Linked DNA regions of Homo sapiens: region 1 is linked to region 2. A link is a loop called in an ENCODE intact Hi-C map of the cell type or tissue named here. Cell type or tissue: psoas muscle. All regions are shown on one strand. Links, peaks and the distances in the headings refer to the core of each region. The heading gives the core; the rest is flanking DNA. Region 1 overlaps MTTP (microsomal triglyceride transfer protein). Region 2 holds the start of MTTP (microsomal triglyceride transfer protein).

What was found. Peaks named below come from ENCODE experiments on the same cell type or tissue, not always from the same donor. Only the 100,000 strongest peaks of a DNase experiment are listed, where the experiment ranks them.
Region 1: a loop joins it to region 2, with 3.0 times the contacts of the local background. A loop is called at or near these places in 13 of 110 quality-filtered maps.

Annotation. Positions count from the first base shown.
Region 1 is chr4:99,618,607-99,626,954 of GRCh38, reverse strand. It overlaps MTTP (microsomal triglyceride transfer protein), which reads right to left. Exons shown (of 18, transcript NM_001386140.1): 16 at 7,857-7,981; 17 at 5,724-5,894; 18 at 2,958-4,278. The coding sequence ends at 4,107. Among named protein-coding and RNA genes, the nearest start is that of C4orf54, 35 kb to the left of the region's middle. In psoas muscle, for the core only: no CTCF peak of the experiment used is centred there; no DNase peak of the experiment used is centred there.
Region 2 is chr4:99,568,222-99,576,569 of GRCh38, reverse strand. It overlaps MTTP (microsomal triglyceride transfer protein), which reads right to left and starts at 1,746. Exons shown (of 18, transcript NM_001386140.1): 1 at 1,600-1,746. The coding sequence starts at 1,660. In psoas muscle, for the core only: no CTCF peak of the experiment used is centred there; no DNase peak of the experiment used is centred there; H3K4me3 peaks cover 1,094 bases; H3K27ac peaks cover 1,439 bases.

The sequences.
Region 1 (8,348 bases), core at 236-8,235, 50 kb before region 2:
ATTCAGGCTAGAGTGCATTAGCACCATCACGACTCACTGCAGCCTCAACATCCTGGGCTTGAGCGATTCCCCGACCTCAGCCTCAGAGTAGGTGGGACTACAGGCATGTGCCACCAAGCCCAGCTAATTTTTTTATTTATTTATTTTTTGTAGAGATGAGGGTCTTCCTATGTTACTCAGGCTGGTCTCAAACTCCTGGCCTCAAGCAATCATCCCACCTTGGCCTCCCAAAGTGCTGGGATTACAGGTGTGGGCCGCCATACCCAGCCAAATACATTTTTTTATTTATTCGAAATATAGTGCTAACTTCACACCCACTAGGATGACTATAATCAAAAAGAAGTATATTAATAAGTGTTGGTGAGAATGTGGAAATATCAGAACCCTTATACACTGCTGGTGGGAATGTAAAATGGTTCAGTTACATTGGAGAAAATTCTGGCAGTTCTCAAAAAGTTAAATATAGTGTTACCATTTGAGTCACCAATTGTACTGCTAAGTATAAAGAAATGTAAACACATGCCCACCAAAAAGTTTGTACACAAATGTTCATAGCGGAATTATTCATAATATCCAGAAGGTGGAAACAAACCAAATGTCCATTAACTAATGAATGGATAAACACATGGCATAACTGTATAGTGCAATATTATTTGACCATAAAAAAGAATAAAGTGCTCATACATGCTACAACGTGTACGAAACTTGAAAACACAATGCTAAGTGAAAGAAGCCAGTCACAAAAGACTACATAGTATATATGAGTGCATTTATATGAATTGTCCACAATGAATCTAGGCACAGAAAGTAGGCTAGTGATTTCCTAGGGCTGGGAGATGGGTACATTGGAAGTGATAGCTAAAGTGTACAGGTTTCTTTTTGGAATGATGGATGCGTTCTACAATTGATTATGGTGGGCTTCTGATTCCATCAGAGGAGGAGACTGAACGACCACAGAGAAAGGGCAACAAGTCCGCCGGGCGCAGTGGCTTACACCAGTAATCCCAGCACTTTGGGAGGCCAAGGCAGGCAGATCACGAGGTCAGGAGATCAAGACCATCCTGGCTAACACGGTGAGACCCTGTCTCTACTAAAAACACAAAAAATTAGCCAGGCATGATGGCGGGCGCCTGCAGTCCCTGCTACTCGGGAGGCTGAGGCGGGAGAATGGCATGAACCTGGGAGGAAGAGGTTGCAGTGAGCTGAGATTGCGCCGCTGCACTGCAGCCTGGGCGACCGAGCAAGACTCTGTCTCAAAAAAAAAGAAAGGGCAACAACTCTTAGCTTTATTGCTGCTGTCACATGTTTCTCATTTTCATAACCTACTGTCTGTATTCGTTTGGCAGCAAATCTTTAAAACCAAAAGCATGTGGGAAACATCCTATAATGGGTTCAGAGAGCAGGTTCTGAGGTGAAACTACTCATATTTGAGTCCTGGTTCTTTCACTTTCTAAGTGAGAAAGTGTCTTCTGTGGGGCAAATTAAATGTCTTGTGTGCCCAATATTGTACTATTCAATACAGCAGCTTCTAGCCACATGCATCTACTGAACACTTGAAATGTGTCTCATCCAAACTGAAATGTGCTTTATATACAAGATATATACCACATTTTGAAGACCTAATCTTCCCCACAAAAGTAAAGCTTCCCATTAATAATTTTTATGTTACTTATATATTGATACGATAATACTTTGGATATTTTGGGTTAAATAAAATATATTATTACAGTTTACTTCGCCTGTTTTGGTTTACATTTTTAATGTGGCTACTAGAAATTCCAAATTGCTTATGTGACTCATATTATATTTCTCTTAGTGCTGATCTATCATATGGAAATAATGCTACCTATTAAATATAGTTTTTATGAAGATTAAATTAATGTACGGAAAAGGCTTTAAAATACCTCGCATATAATAGGCACTCAGTAAGTGTTAGCTTTAACACTTACTTGAAGGTGGTCAGTTTAGAGAAGCAGGGAGCAACTTGTCACAGGCAGGACTGCAACATGAGCCAGGGAATGACAATAACACTTCACAGAAGAAAAGAAGCCACGCTAATCTTAAAGCTTGCAGGAAAGATCTGACTGGACAGAGGCCTGGAGATTCACATTAGGGGGCTATACAATTCCCAAATAGATGTCTTTTCAGAAGACAAATGTGTCTGTATGCTGGCATTTATAATGGAGAAGTAGTCAGAACTAGAGGACTGCAAATGAGGTTTAAAGTTATTTTTCTGGCTCCAATATCTTATTTCCAAATGTGGACTATCACTCTACCCCTCTTCATTTTCTGTCTTGTTTATCTACAAAGGAGTTACTGTTTGTCCTATGCTGCTGCTTTCTTGTTTCTTTGGAGCATGTTAGAGTTGCTCAGGATCATCCATTCTCCACTGGGTGGGCAGATACTTGGCTCAGCAGCCCAGTAAACAGTTGGGAAATGGCAAAACACTAACATTCAGAGCACCACAGTCATCATTGTTAAGTAAATGATTACATTTTGCAGAGGTGGCTGTGATTTGTTAAACCTCACAGGGCTGAAGCGCCTGAGTCCACAACATCTTCAGCTTAGTACCCTAGACCAACTCACTTTCCCTGCGACGTCAGCATCTTTACAGAGTGGTTTCCCCAAGGCTGATGCTACCACATACCATGCTCCACCCACCACCTTAGTTTCTGATTCCTTTCTTCCTTTTTAGTAACATGACAGTAAAGGGGCCAGTCCAGAGCTTTATGAAAACTGGGGTTATGGCATGTTTTCAAGCTCACACGTCCTTAAGAGGTTCTGACTGCTGATATTTTCAGTGGCCCATTTTTCAAATGGGTCTGGTCTCCCATCTAGAGAACCTGGCCTGACCTGTATTGCTGCAGAGGCTTAACTGTGTATGTGTCTAGGCTCAGAAAGTGGCAGGAATGAGAAATATGGTGTTGGAAGTAACAAAAGACAAAAGGAATTCAATATGATTTCTACATATTTATTTTATCACACTTCGTTTTCAATTTACAACAAATAGTGGGCTAGCTAAACTTTCATTTCATGTGTCTGTGTTTAGTGGAAAATAAGGACCTGTCATTTGTTTTGGGTTTATCACCACATCTGTTTATTAATAAATATTTGCAAATGTTCAACATGGATCTTTTAATTCATACAAATAAAAACATTTTTTTCCTTATTTCATATTTTGGAAATCCAAATCCACCAGTTTCTTGAAGCAATGTTCTCTTAGTCATCCTAGCTATTGTGCAGAGTACAGTTAAATGAACTAGAGCTCTCACCCCCAAAAAGGTGAGATAAAATGAGGATGTCCCTTAGAGGACAGTGTACCATATTACAGTCTCAAAAAGACACAGCAAAAGAAAAATCAAATGGAGTTTCTGAAATTAATTTTCCTGATTCCTCTGTGCTAGGTCCAATATTTTTGCAGGGCTGGAGGTAGAGACCTGAATGTCTTTGGAACAACCTCACTAAAATGGTCAGCAGAAAGATGAGATGTTATTTCTATGTGCCTTCTACCTTAAGGCTTAAAACTAACAATAACAGAGACATAAATATTAATTCTTGAAGTTGGCTAACAAGTCTTTTAAAAGTCTTGTCCCTTCTCCCTGGGCCCCCAACTCCAAAAAAAGAGAAAAAAAATGGTTTGTTTGTGTCTTACTTTTTTTTTTTTTTTTTTTCCTGATTAGGGAACGTGTTTGGTTTTCCCGTCATGCTTAAGGAAGTCCTATCAAGAGCTTCATATACATTGATCAAAAATTGTTGAAACAAAATTGGGTTCTCCTTGTGTGGTTTTGTTTTTATTTTTGTTTTTAACAAACACTAGTTTCCTCTTAGAGAATAACTATTCTGACTGTACCAAATGAGATTTGAGAGAGGTATAAGTAAACTAAGAACGTTGTTGAAAGCGTCACATGATGATTCAAAATGACGCTGTGGGTAGCATACTGCATATACCCAAATTTGATCAAACTGCAGTTTTTTGTAGCTTTTTACAAAAATCTTAAATACAGGTAAATATGTAAACGCTGTGCTCTCAGAGAGCAAGTACTTAGTCATGCCACATTGTGTCCCTTTCGGGGAGACAAATTCAAGTAAAATATCACAGGTCAGTTTCAAAACCATCCGCTGGAAGTACTATCCGGCTGAGGGGCAAACACCACTTTGCACATCTCTGAGTTCTCTTGATGGAGCGGGAATTCACATCCTGCTAATACGCTTTCTTTTCTTTTCTGAGAGACATAACCTCTGCCTGTGGACAGCCTTTCGTACTTTTTCTCAAATTGCCTGTACAACAACAGCAACAATAACAGAATTACACACACAGTTAAGTCACCCTATACCTCTCCAGCCAAGTTACTGAATGTACTTGAAGTTTCTGTTCCAAAGCAATCTGAGAAAGGATATGAGTGTCAAAGGCTACTCCATGAATGGGTGATTTTCTTCTCATTTCTTTTTATATCAACAGAAACACTTCAAATGCCTGGGATATGGGAGTCCTGCCATACATTTTTCTAGAATGAAAGACTAAATTCATTTCAGCTTTTTGGTGATGCCATTAAGCTTTGCAGGCTGTGCTGTGTCTCACCCTTCATTCCAGAAGCCCCACCTTGGGAGCACTCTCCTTTTGAGTAACAGGCAAGCCCAGCTGGATTTAAGCAGAGAATGCGGACAGAGAAACATTCTAAGAGCTCTGGCCCAAGGCAAATGTGGAACCAAACCAATTAATCATGTGGGTGGGTTGGTGGTCACTGCATTTCAACCATTAGAAGGTTGGGGTTTTTAAAATGCATTTGTGGAGGTTCATTCTAGATATAACTTAATGTAAGTTAGTGACAGCTTAATAGTTTAACTATAAAGCACAATCTTTTATTCTCTGAAAATACAACTGACTCGTTTACTTTTATATAATCAATGCGTTTTTTAATATGAATCATGAAATGTCAGTAAAATAATGAAGGTGCTCAATTTTGGCCTACTTAAAAAAGGAGATGATGTAAGATGTGGCTTGCTGTTTTAACTGTACAAATGACCCTTATGCTTACCGTAGGTCAACTATTATGAAAGGGTCAGTGCTACCTAGACTCAAGGCATTCTAGCTCTATGTGATAGTATTGTTACAAATAATGGTTACAAAATTCAAATGACACAGCACAAATGTTACATGGAAATTATATCTTTGTATTTTAAAACACTAACTATTTTACCAAAAGCATTATTTAAAAAAATTCAGAATCCCAAACTCTGAAACTTGAGCCAAAACTTAAACAGGGTCAAGTTGCTGCTATATGGAATACTTAAAAATTGCGAATTCATTTTGGCCCTTAAACATGGTAAATGGATTGCCAGGTGTTTTATTTGAAATCTTTTGTCCAGCAGTTTATTGTGAAGATACCAGACAGTAAATGTGTATCTGATTTTTTTTATGAAACTATGTGGCAACTCCTATGGTAAATCATAGGCCTTTCTTTCCTGGATAAATTGTTTCTGGATTAGAATATGATAACTATCTCCAGAATCAAATGAACTAGTCATTAGATTTTTTTTTGGTATCCCAGAAACTGACTTTTTTTGGCCTTATCAATTATTCTTCTACTCATTTAAAGAAAATTCATCTTTCCCTGGGTTTCTACTGTTTTGTTTTAATTCTGAAACTGAATGTTCTAAACTGAATGCAAGTTCCTGGTGCACTGGGGATGGTCCTGGAACATGACCTGAACGCTGCATCTTACCTGAATGGAGCTTCATCCTTGTCCATCTGCATGCAAACTAAGAATGGGTACTGAGAAAACTGCACTGTGGAGATAAACTCCAAGCCTGCTTCTGTTTCTGTACTGGTTTCCAGGCCAGCTTTCACAAAAGAGGAGTCCACTGTGATGTCAGTGGTTATTACCACAGTCACCCTAAACATTTGAGAAAAAAAGAAAAAACTTGTTCATATTATATTTAATGGTATTGGACTAACAGCTGTAACTTTACAGGGTCTGAACGTATGATGCCAGTGACTGGAAGGAAACACTTAAGGGATTCAGAGGTGACCTGGATGTGCTTAGAGTTCTGCTGGTAACCAGGGCCTGGTGAGTCTCAGATATTGGGCAGGGAAGGTTTGCCCTTCCCCTGAGCTCTCCCCTGCCTTCAGTTGCAGATGTGGGGAGTGTCTGTAAGATACTACATTGTTTTGTATGGGCATAACAAAGACCAAAATGAAAACATTCTTGGAACCCAGTCCTCTCAGCAGGTCAGAAATACCCAAGTTATATTAAAATGGAGTCTAAACTCACCAAGAAGACAATCGATGCTTATAGTTTTTTGTTAACTATCTCTCTGTTGGCTTCTAGGCAGCTATTTTAATTCCATTTCATTACCTTCTCCAAAGAGTCTCTAGAGGCGTAAGCCCTTGATTGCCAAGATATTTGAAAAAATATTGTGTTACAAAAAATCATTCTTACAGTGGGGCATGTACAGTAGGTCCTAGGAGGAAAAATATGGTGGGTCCTTTAATGATGCTCTAGATAACTGGATAAACAGATTGCATTGGCTGGGGAATGTGCCCTGGATAATGATGAAGAGGATAAATAATTTCAACAGAAGACTTACTTCTACTGTAATTGAATTGTGGACTTTAAATCAAACTGTGAGAAACTGCTTTCACAATTAAATGAGAGTTTTATGCCCTTATGTTTTGACAGGAATATTAATTTTTGCTGCGCAAATTAAAACCCCTGCTGCTGTTATGATCAGTGTAAAAATAGGTCAGAGGTCGTTTTAATCCCTGAATCACTTAGAGTACCTTCTGATGTCCTATATTCAGCAAAGGTTTAAAAGATATTTTTTTCAAATGAACAAGTGGAAATGGAAGACAGATTGGTTACAATATGGATAAGGGTAGATTCTTAAGGATACTGTGTACTTTTTTAAAAAATCCAAATTACTTTTTGTTGTTGTTGCTGTTGTTGATTTCTCTTTGCAAAGAATTCAATTCCATTTCATTTGGAAAAACTTCTGTCTAGAAAGTACTTTGGAAAGAGGTGAAAGATGACTGATTATGTGGGAAGCCCTAAGTTATATTGTGAACCTTTTGATGACCAGTGTCATTTTTCATTCTGTGTTTCCTTTTGGTAACACTGTGGGTCACACTTCACATTAAATGTGCTACTGTTTGATTGCTCTCAGTTCCTTCATCCATAGCTCAAGATGAATCAAAAATTTGATTTTATCACATATCTCACTTTTGCCTGAATGTGTTTTTAAATATCAAAAAATTAAAATTAGTTGCATTTCTATTTCCTTTTTAAAAATTCTGTAACAGAAGGCTAATAATTTTCATCTTCACACTAGTTCAAAGACATTGTTTTATATTCAAAGTAAAACACTTTCATTAAATCTCACAGGTAGATTAGAAAAATTAAAGGAGCTTAGAGTATTTTATTTAGAAAAAGGAATGCTGATGAAAAGACTTAAGGACTCTTAACATTTAATAGTTAGTTTCTGCACAGATGAAATTATCTATTTTATTTTTCCCCACTGAAGACAACAAAAGAGGAAAGTTTACCTTAAAGTGAAATTTCTTCTCTTGGTGGAATACCAAAAGAAGATGAACCATCTGATTCACAGGGCATCCTGTCTATGTATGTCTTTAAAAGCAGGAAAATTCTTGGCTGAGTCATATTAGGTACTGACCTGCTCATAAGAAGCTATAGACAGAATAATTTCCTATGATCACTTCCAACTCTATCGTTTTATAATTCCAAATAGAAAGCATAGATTTTGAAAAGTCAGAAGATTAATTCCCAAAACATATTTCGGAAGTTCTCTGTATATAGTCTTATATGTAATTCATAAATGTATAATGCATAAACACTTACCTATTTTTCACTCGGGTTTTAGACTCACGATACCACAAGCTAAACTCCATTGCACCTGAAATATCAATAGCTAGACCACCCTGGACCTCTATATTGGCTTTTAGTCCAGATTGTAACTGAAGTTCCTAGAAGAAAAAAGCATAATAATAGTTATAAAAATAATAAGTACAATTTAGTTAACCCCCTTTCCAATGGCACATTTGACCTCCTGCTGTAGATAATTCCATTTGAGTTGTGTTGATGTTGGAGTCTTTCTCTAGGCTTGGAAACATGCTGTCCTAATTTTAAGCACCGGAAGTAGACTCTGTTGATTTGCTAAATTAATTAGTCAATTAAAATACCAGAGTGATGAAGTGCCAATTAAGAAGGATGTTTTCCTTCAATCATTGCTACACTTTGAAAGGAACAATGGTTCTCAAAGTGTGTTTCTGTGAACAACAGCATCAGCATTGCCTGGGAACTGGTTTGAAGTACAGATTATAAGTTCCCCTT
Region 2 (8,348 bases), core at 113-8,112:
GCGCCCGCCACTACGCCCGGCTAATTTTTTGTATTTTTAGTAGAGACGGGGTTTCACCGTTTTAGCCGGGATGGTCTCGATCTCCTGACCTCGTGATCCGCCCGCCTCGGCCTCCCAAAGTGCTGGGATTACAGGCGTGAGCCACCACGCCCGGCCTTAAATTTTTTATAAGTATATTTGAAAACATGAGGTCACCCAATGTTCTAGTTTATAAAATGGGAAAACAGGAGAAGCTCATGATAAGTACCATGTCTCAATTATTTTTCTCAAAATACTTATGGTATTAGGTTTGATACTATGGTATTTAAATCACACATATTTTGACTACTCAACAGTTTATTTGGCAGATGAAATAGTAAGTCCTCTATATAACACTCTCAGTCAGATATAATTTATAAATCTTCTTCTCATTAAAAAATTTCTTTTGTCCAAGTAAGAACTGTATGTTTAAATAGTAAATATTTAGAAATTGGTGAAAATATTTTCTTTAGTTCAAGAACCTACAGTGTGATTTGCTGAGGTGAATTGGTTTAAATTTAACCCTCTATTGCTCCAATAATGAAGATTAGGTTTTTTTCCTCATGTGGAAATTTTCTACACAAAAAATCCTGAGGCAAACTTTACTTTAATATCAAAAGCCACATTTATCCCTAACAGGTTTTATAAGTTTATAAGTGAATTGTTTTCTATCAATTACTTAGAGTACATGGTTTTAAAATTGGTCCCTATAACGCTATGTTGTTATATCAATTGGTTTTTAACAGTGTGTCTTCCTAAGAAACTAAAAAGTGATCATTTTACACAATGCAGCATTTGGAAAACCGATGTTTATAATGTAGCTGATCTGAAACATGATTCTATATTAATACACTTCACAACAGTTTTATGAAACCATTCCTCATAAAATGTTTTTTCACTTGCCTTTTCAATGGTATTAATTCATATGTATTTTTAAAATTAATTTCATCTTAAAATAGAAACTGTAAGTAGCAACATTATTTTTCCAAAGATAATGTCTTATTTCTTAAATCTGTATCAGGAAATTTAATTTTCTTTAATTCACTATGAATTCTATCATTTTTTAATTGTAACGGAATTAAATATATGTTGTGCCATTTCATTCATAATTCTTTGGCAAATCAAATGCCTTTTTCATTGGGTCTAATTCTTCTTGAGGTCACATTGCTAAGCAACTAAAAGAAAATTTAAGAACTCGGTTTTTAAAAAAAATCCTCATTTACAATTCAAATGAAGGAGCTGCATTCAATGTGACCAACAACAGCAGGTAACAATAGTGGGTATCTTTTTTCCTTCTTTTAAAAACAGACCATGAATGAGAAATTGAAGCAAGAACACACTGGTCTGAGGAACTGAAACTAAAAGAAATATCTGTTTTCTTAATGTTTGTAGGGATTTGAATTTGGTTTTCATTTCAACTCAGCCATGCTTTCACAAACATTCCAAAGTTACATGGTTTTGAAGATAGTTTAGTCAGAAACTCTTTCACTATTCACTCACACAAACACACACACACGCACGTATCTGCCTCCAACTCCAAAGATGGAAATTAAAGTTTAGCAAAAGGCAACACAAACTTACCTTTAACAGAAGCTGAATATGAGGAAATGAAGCAGAGAAAAAGCACAGCAAGAAGAATCATATTGACCAGCAATCCTCAACTGCATCCAGTGCCCAGCTAGGAGTCACTGAGAAGTGGACTCTTTCAATGGCAGCCAGTGAGGGAGTGACCCTCTTCAGAACCTGCAACAATCATGTTTATCTTTGGGGAAAGGTCAGACTCCAAACTCCAAAATCAGGACCTAAGTTCACTGAAGGGCTCACTATTAATGATTAAACGTAGGTGGGCTGCAGTTTTCAGTCTCTCACTCTTTTTAATTTTTTTCACCCAATGAGGAAACTTTAAATGTTTTCACTTTTGAGAGCTAAACCAAACCAGTCTACCATCCTATAAATGCAGAAGTACTGAGGGGCATTCAAAGAAAAAAACTGGTGGTGATACTTCTTTCTGCTTAATACATAATCATCATTATGCCTGTAATAGTAACTGCCTATATTCACATTACAATACTATGTGGGAGGGTAGTAAGGATTCTCAAACTCTGCTAAACCTAACCAAATTTTAATTTTTCTTGTATGGACATCTTTGAATTTTTATGCTATTATAAAAAATTCACACTGAATTTTAGGATTTAAATTTAAACTGTTAATTCATACCACCACCAATCACTTCAAAATAATGTTAAAGTAGATAGAACTTTCATGAAACATAGATGATTGTCCTTATGTGTGAAACTGTATGAGGTTGGAGCAAATCAGCATTGTCTGTCATTAGCACACTAGCAAGCCAATTATTTCATAGTAGACCTCTATTTGTGTCTGTGACAACACACATTTGTCTGAGTTCCCAAACAGGCTGGATGCAGTCCTGTCCTTTCTGAATCTCATTTCTAGGAAGAGATTAAGAGGGGGAATTCCAGATCTTAGTTCTTTTGCTACAGAATATTAATTAGAAAACTTCTGTAGAATTAAAGCAAATACCCTAGTATGGCTAAGGCCATACTAACTGAAGCAATCCTTGTCCCTGGAAACTCCCATGAGAGAGACCTGATATGAACAAAACCTACTAACCCTACTAGAGCACATAAAGCCTGCTAAACCTACTAAACCTATAAAATGAGGTGACTTAGGCCGCCTGTGGGAATGTTTTGGCAAAGAAGGGAAAAAATGTGCCAGCAAAGGGCTATTTGAATGTATTTAAAAATATTTATGGCCATATTTTAGTATAAAATGAATTCTTAAATCTATCCTGGTCACTCTCAAAACCCTTTTCTCAAACCGTAACCTTGAGCTTAAATCTTCCAGACAATCTAGGTAAAAGATAGTAGACTTGATACAGACACAATGCAATTTAAAATGTAAAAATCTACAAAGTTAAGCATATTTCCTCTTGAATTATATATATGAAGATCGAAACATGAAAATTGTTTGTTCTTCTATTGGGATTAGAATTTCATTTGCTGTCACAAATTTTGTATAAAAAATATAGCTATAGTACCTAGCAAAAATAAATTGTTTGGTTGGAGAAACCCCCTTAAGTTATAAATACGAAGTTTTCCGGGAGTTAAACAGAAAAGTAGCTTTGTTAAAGAAATATAAGTTTTTATGAAGAGTAGGGATTTTGAATACAAGGCAATGTGAAAGTGCTTTGTTACTTTCCATTTGAATAGATTTCTACAGTTTGCCACAATTTCTGTGATACATACATAGGGATATAAAATCATTATAGTCACTTGAACTTTACTTACATATTTATTTAAATTAAAAGCTAGTTTGTATTGTATTTGATTGTATGAGAGCTGTCCTTATGTATTTTCATTTGAGGCTCACAGTTACAAGACCTTTAATGTTTGTGGTTAGGCTATGTGGTGCATGATACGTGCCCTTCGGGTAAAGTACTATTCGTTGTCAAGTGTTTTCCAGAGTCCAACCAATAAAAGACATATCACTATTGCCTAACAAACTAAATTCTATTTCATTTGAGCATTTGATTTCCACTAGAAAGCTCCTATGAGTCACTGTATTAAGTAGCAATTTCAACATAAGATGTTCAAATAAGGCTGCTTCTGCTGGTTATAAATAACATCATCCTTTTATAAAATATAAACATAACTTTTTTCTTTTTACAAGGACATTTTAGAAAAGACTTCTGGAGATTGTTTCATTACAGATGACATAAGAATGCCAAAGCCTTTCCAAATTCAGTAAACTCTGTGTATCGAAGAAGTATGCTCTTCTGTTACTGTTGATCGTCCACAGCAAACACTGTGCAAACATGTGAGCACTACCTCCTAAAACTCACCAGCTATTTTACATAATATGTGAAGCAGGGCAGAAGCAAAGCACAGTAAAAAAACAAGAGCTGCCATCTATGGAACAATTACATACTTTGTTAATCACCTTACGTTTTTATAATAATCCTTACAACAGTCATTTGACATATTAGAAAAATGAGTCTCAGATTAATTTACTGAAGTGATATTAGGACTACAGAAAAATAAACCTTGAAACCTAGACCCAAGTATTCTTCTTTGCTTAAAAAAAATTACAGGTGGGGAGTGAGAAAAAAATTGATTTCTTACAGATGACATGCAATTGTTAATTGGGACTGTCTTCATAATAAGTCATCACAATTTTGTATGAAAACTAACAGAGCCCTTGATTTTTGTGAAATTGTGGTTAGACATTCAGGCTGAACATACAGGGGTAAAACTGATCTATGATAGTTAGATCAAAATCAAATGATACATTTCAAAACAATGCTATTGCAATGAAATTCCTTAGGTAGTACATGACACTGTGAAATATTTGCTATACTTCCATTTGCATTGATAAATAAGGAGACTATGAAATAAAGATGGATGATTAATTCCAAAGTACAGTTGTGTTTCTGTTGAGTGTCAGAGGTTGTCAGGAGTTAACGTATTTTCTTAGATTAGAAGACAAATGAACTTCACCCCACTAAAGGTTGGAAGGAAATGTATTACCCTACTAGATATAGAAAGTCAGGATGTATGAAAGCTATGTGAAAAAACAGTCTGTTTATAACATTGAAACACTTTGTTCTTAGAAAGAAGCATGACATTAATGAAAAAAAAATTTAGAAGGACACTTTAAGTTATCCCTACATGGTCATAATAGTTTAAACTCTAAAAGTATTTTCAAATCAATGAGGGAGTTAGCATTTTGAAAGAATCTTGAAAAAATTTCTTAAGTTAAAAATATTCTTAATGTGATGACTTTTTTTATTCCAAGGCAAAATTATATAGGAATACATACAATATTTTGAAAGGTATTGTTTAAAAATTCTCTACGAGAAAATAAAGATTCACTGAATTCCTTATCAAAAGCAAACTTGGTTTGAAACACTGGGAATCTAAAACTCCAAAAAGAACATTCATTTTTCCAAAATAGAGTCACTAACCAAATTTTCTACCCCCTATACATATATACGCACATACAAATTTGACAACAACCAAAAAAATCCTTTGTATCATATCAGTTACCATAAAAGGATTCTAAATTATCTTTGACCACACAAAACTGAATTGCTAGCATTTAAAGGAGAGAATTGATGTAAACTCTTTTAGTAGACTACTGTAAATACAATAAGATTTTAATTTTGATCAGAATAAATTTATCAGACATTTAAAAAAAGAAATTTCAAAACCTAAAATATAATAATATCCAAGTATAAATGCAATTTTCCTTTTAAAGTATATACGATACAACAATTACATTTATGAACTAATTCTTAATATGTAGATATAAAAATATGAATTTATTTGAAGTGGAACAAGAAGCCAATTGTTTTAAATAATTACCAAAATAAGAAAATAAAAAATGTTAAAGAGAGGTCAAGAGATATAGAGGATAGAGTGAGTGGTGCAAAGGCAATATTTGGGGAATATATTTGAAGAATTTCCAAGAACTATTGAAAGGCACTGTATCAGTTCTCCATAGCTACCATAACAAATTACCACAAAACTTAGTGGCTTAAAACAGCAGATTTATTGTCTTATACTCTTGGAGGTCAGAAGTCTAACACTGGTCTCACAGGGATAAAATGAAAGTATTGGCAGGTGTATCCCTTTCTGGAGGCTTTAGGGGAGAATTTGTTTCTTACCTTTTCTAGCTTCTAGAAGCTACCTGCATTCCTTGACTCGTGGTCCCTTCCTGCATTTACAAATCCAGCAAGAGTAAGCTGAATCCTTTTTACTTCATATCACTCTGACCATCTCTTCTGTCTCCCTCTTCCGTTTTATGAATCCTTGTGATTATACTGGGCCTGCCTAAATAATCCAGGATAATCTTTTTACCCTGAGGTCTGTGGATTGGTAACTTTAATTTCATCTACAACCTTAACTTAGACTATCACAGGTTCTGGAGATTAAGACATTTAAGATCTTTGGGGAGCCATTGTCTGCCTATCACAGATACCAATCCACAGATTCACGAGGCTCAATAAGTCTTAAGCAGGATAATTTTTAAAACACACATACACACAAGTAGATACATCATAATTAAACTGCAGAATATCAGAGAGAGAGAGAAGATATTTAAAGGAACTAGATAGAGAGGACAGATTATTTTCAAGAAGAAAGAGAAGCAGACAACTACTAAATTATTAACAGTATCAATGAAAATTAGGAGACATTAGAATGTTGTCTTCAATGTGCTGAGAGAAAATACTTGTGAATTAAGTATTCTATATATATTCTGTAAAGATGTCTTTTAAGTATAAACTTGAAATAGAGATTTTCCAGAAAAACTAAAACTGAAAATTTACCAGTAAAGGACTCCTCCAAATGACATCTTTAAAAATCTGCTTCAATTAGAAAAAAATTGACCCCAGATAAAATCTGAGATGCAAGAAGGGATGAAGAGCAAAGAAAGTATGGTGGAGAAACACACTGGCTCTTAATAACAGTGTCTTGTGGAGTTAGGCATAAAGTGCACAAAAAAAAAACATTAAAAATGGTGTCACAAGGAACTTTGTGGTATAGTGAAAATTTGGATACCATGTTTGGTTAATGACAAAAATAGTTCAATAAATTATGGCGTATCAATTCAACAGAATTCCATGAAGCCATTTTAAAATAATACTATAAAAGTGTGTATTTTGTATAGTTTGGTATATGTAAATATGTAAACTTGTAAATATAGTATATTTACCATATCTTAGTAAGTAAAGGAAGCAGTCTGGTAAACAGCAGATGTAGATATGGTTTGAGATTTCTTGTTTAAACAATATACATACATATGAGCACAGAAAAAGGATTAGAACAATATTCACTGAACACCTTAATAATTATTATCCCTGAGAGACGGAATATAGTTTGTGCTTGCATTTTCTTTTTTTGCCATTATATTTTCTCACATTGTATAATGTATATGTTACTTTAAAATAGGTTTATTGTTTATAACAGTTTTAGATTTACAGAAAAATTGCTAAAATAACACAAAGATTTCTCATATAGCCTGCACAGTTACTTCTGTTAATAACTTACATTAGTGTAGTTGATTTGTTATTATTAATAAACCAATATTAATATATTATTAACTAAAATTCATACTTTATTTAGGTTACTTTTGTTTTTACCTAATTCTTTTTTTCTTTTCCAATCTCCCATCCAGGGTACATTACATTTAGTTCTCAAGTATCTTTAGGCTCCTCTTGGCTGTAATAGCTCTGAGGAGAAATGGTCAGATACTTCGCAAGATATTCCTCTAGTGAATTTTTGTGGTATTTTTCTCATGATTTGACTGAGGTTGTTAAGTTTGGAGGAGGAATACCACAGAGGTAAAGTGCTATTTTCTTGATACCACATTACATCAGAGGTACATAATATCAACATGATTTATCTCTATTTACATTGACTTTGATCACCTGGCTCAGCAGTGTTGTCAGATTTCTCCATTGTAAAGTTAATTGTTTTTCTTCACCCTTTTTTTCATAGTGCACTCTTTGGAAGGAAATGCTATGTACATCCCACATTTATGGAGTGAGGAGTTATGTTCCTCCTCCTTGAGGGTGGAGTAGCTACGTAAATTATTTGAATTCCTCCACATGGGAAATTTGTCTTTAATTTCCAATTGATTTATTTAATCACTATATCAATAAGGACTTGTGGATATTTAATTTATACTTTGGGTTAAGGTTGAATCCTTCTTTGTTGCAACAATTGTTCTATCTTTAGCCACTGGGAGTTCCTTCAGTTGGCCCCGTTCCTTTGACATACCCCATAAATGTGTTTTGTTTGGGTTCTGGTTTTAGTTTTGGTTTTTAGCATCTCCTTATTATCTGGCACTGCAAGATGCTCCCAGGTCATCTTGTGCATTTTTACTCCAATCTTAGAATCACTCATTTCTCCAAGAATCTCTGGTTTCCTTTATTGAAGAACTGTACTAGAAACCAAGATCTGGACACTAGGTGTGCTCATTTTTACAGCATCAAGTCTCTCAATCTATGAACACATATCTCTCCATTTATTTAGATCTTCTTTGACTTCTTTCATCAGAGTTTTGCAACTTCTTCATGTAGATTCTGCTCAAATTTTTTAGATTTATACCTATTTCATTTTGGAGGGGTTGTTTCTTTTTAATTTCAAGTTCCAGTTCTGCACTGCTGCTATATAGGAAGGCAATTGACTTTTGCATGTTAACCTTATATCATGTGACCTTACTATAATTGCTTATTAGTTTAGTGAGCGTCTTTTTTTGGTATGTTTTTGGGGATTTTCTAGACAGACATTCAGTCATCTACAAAT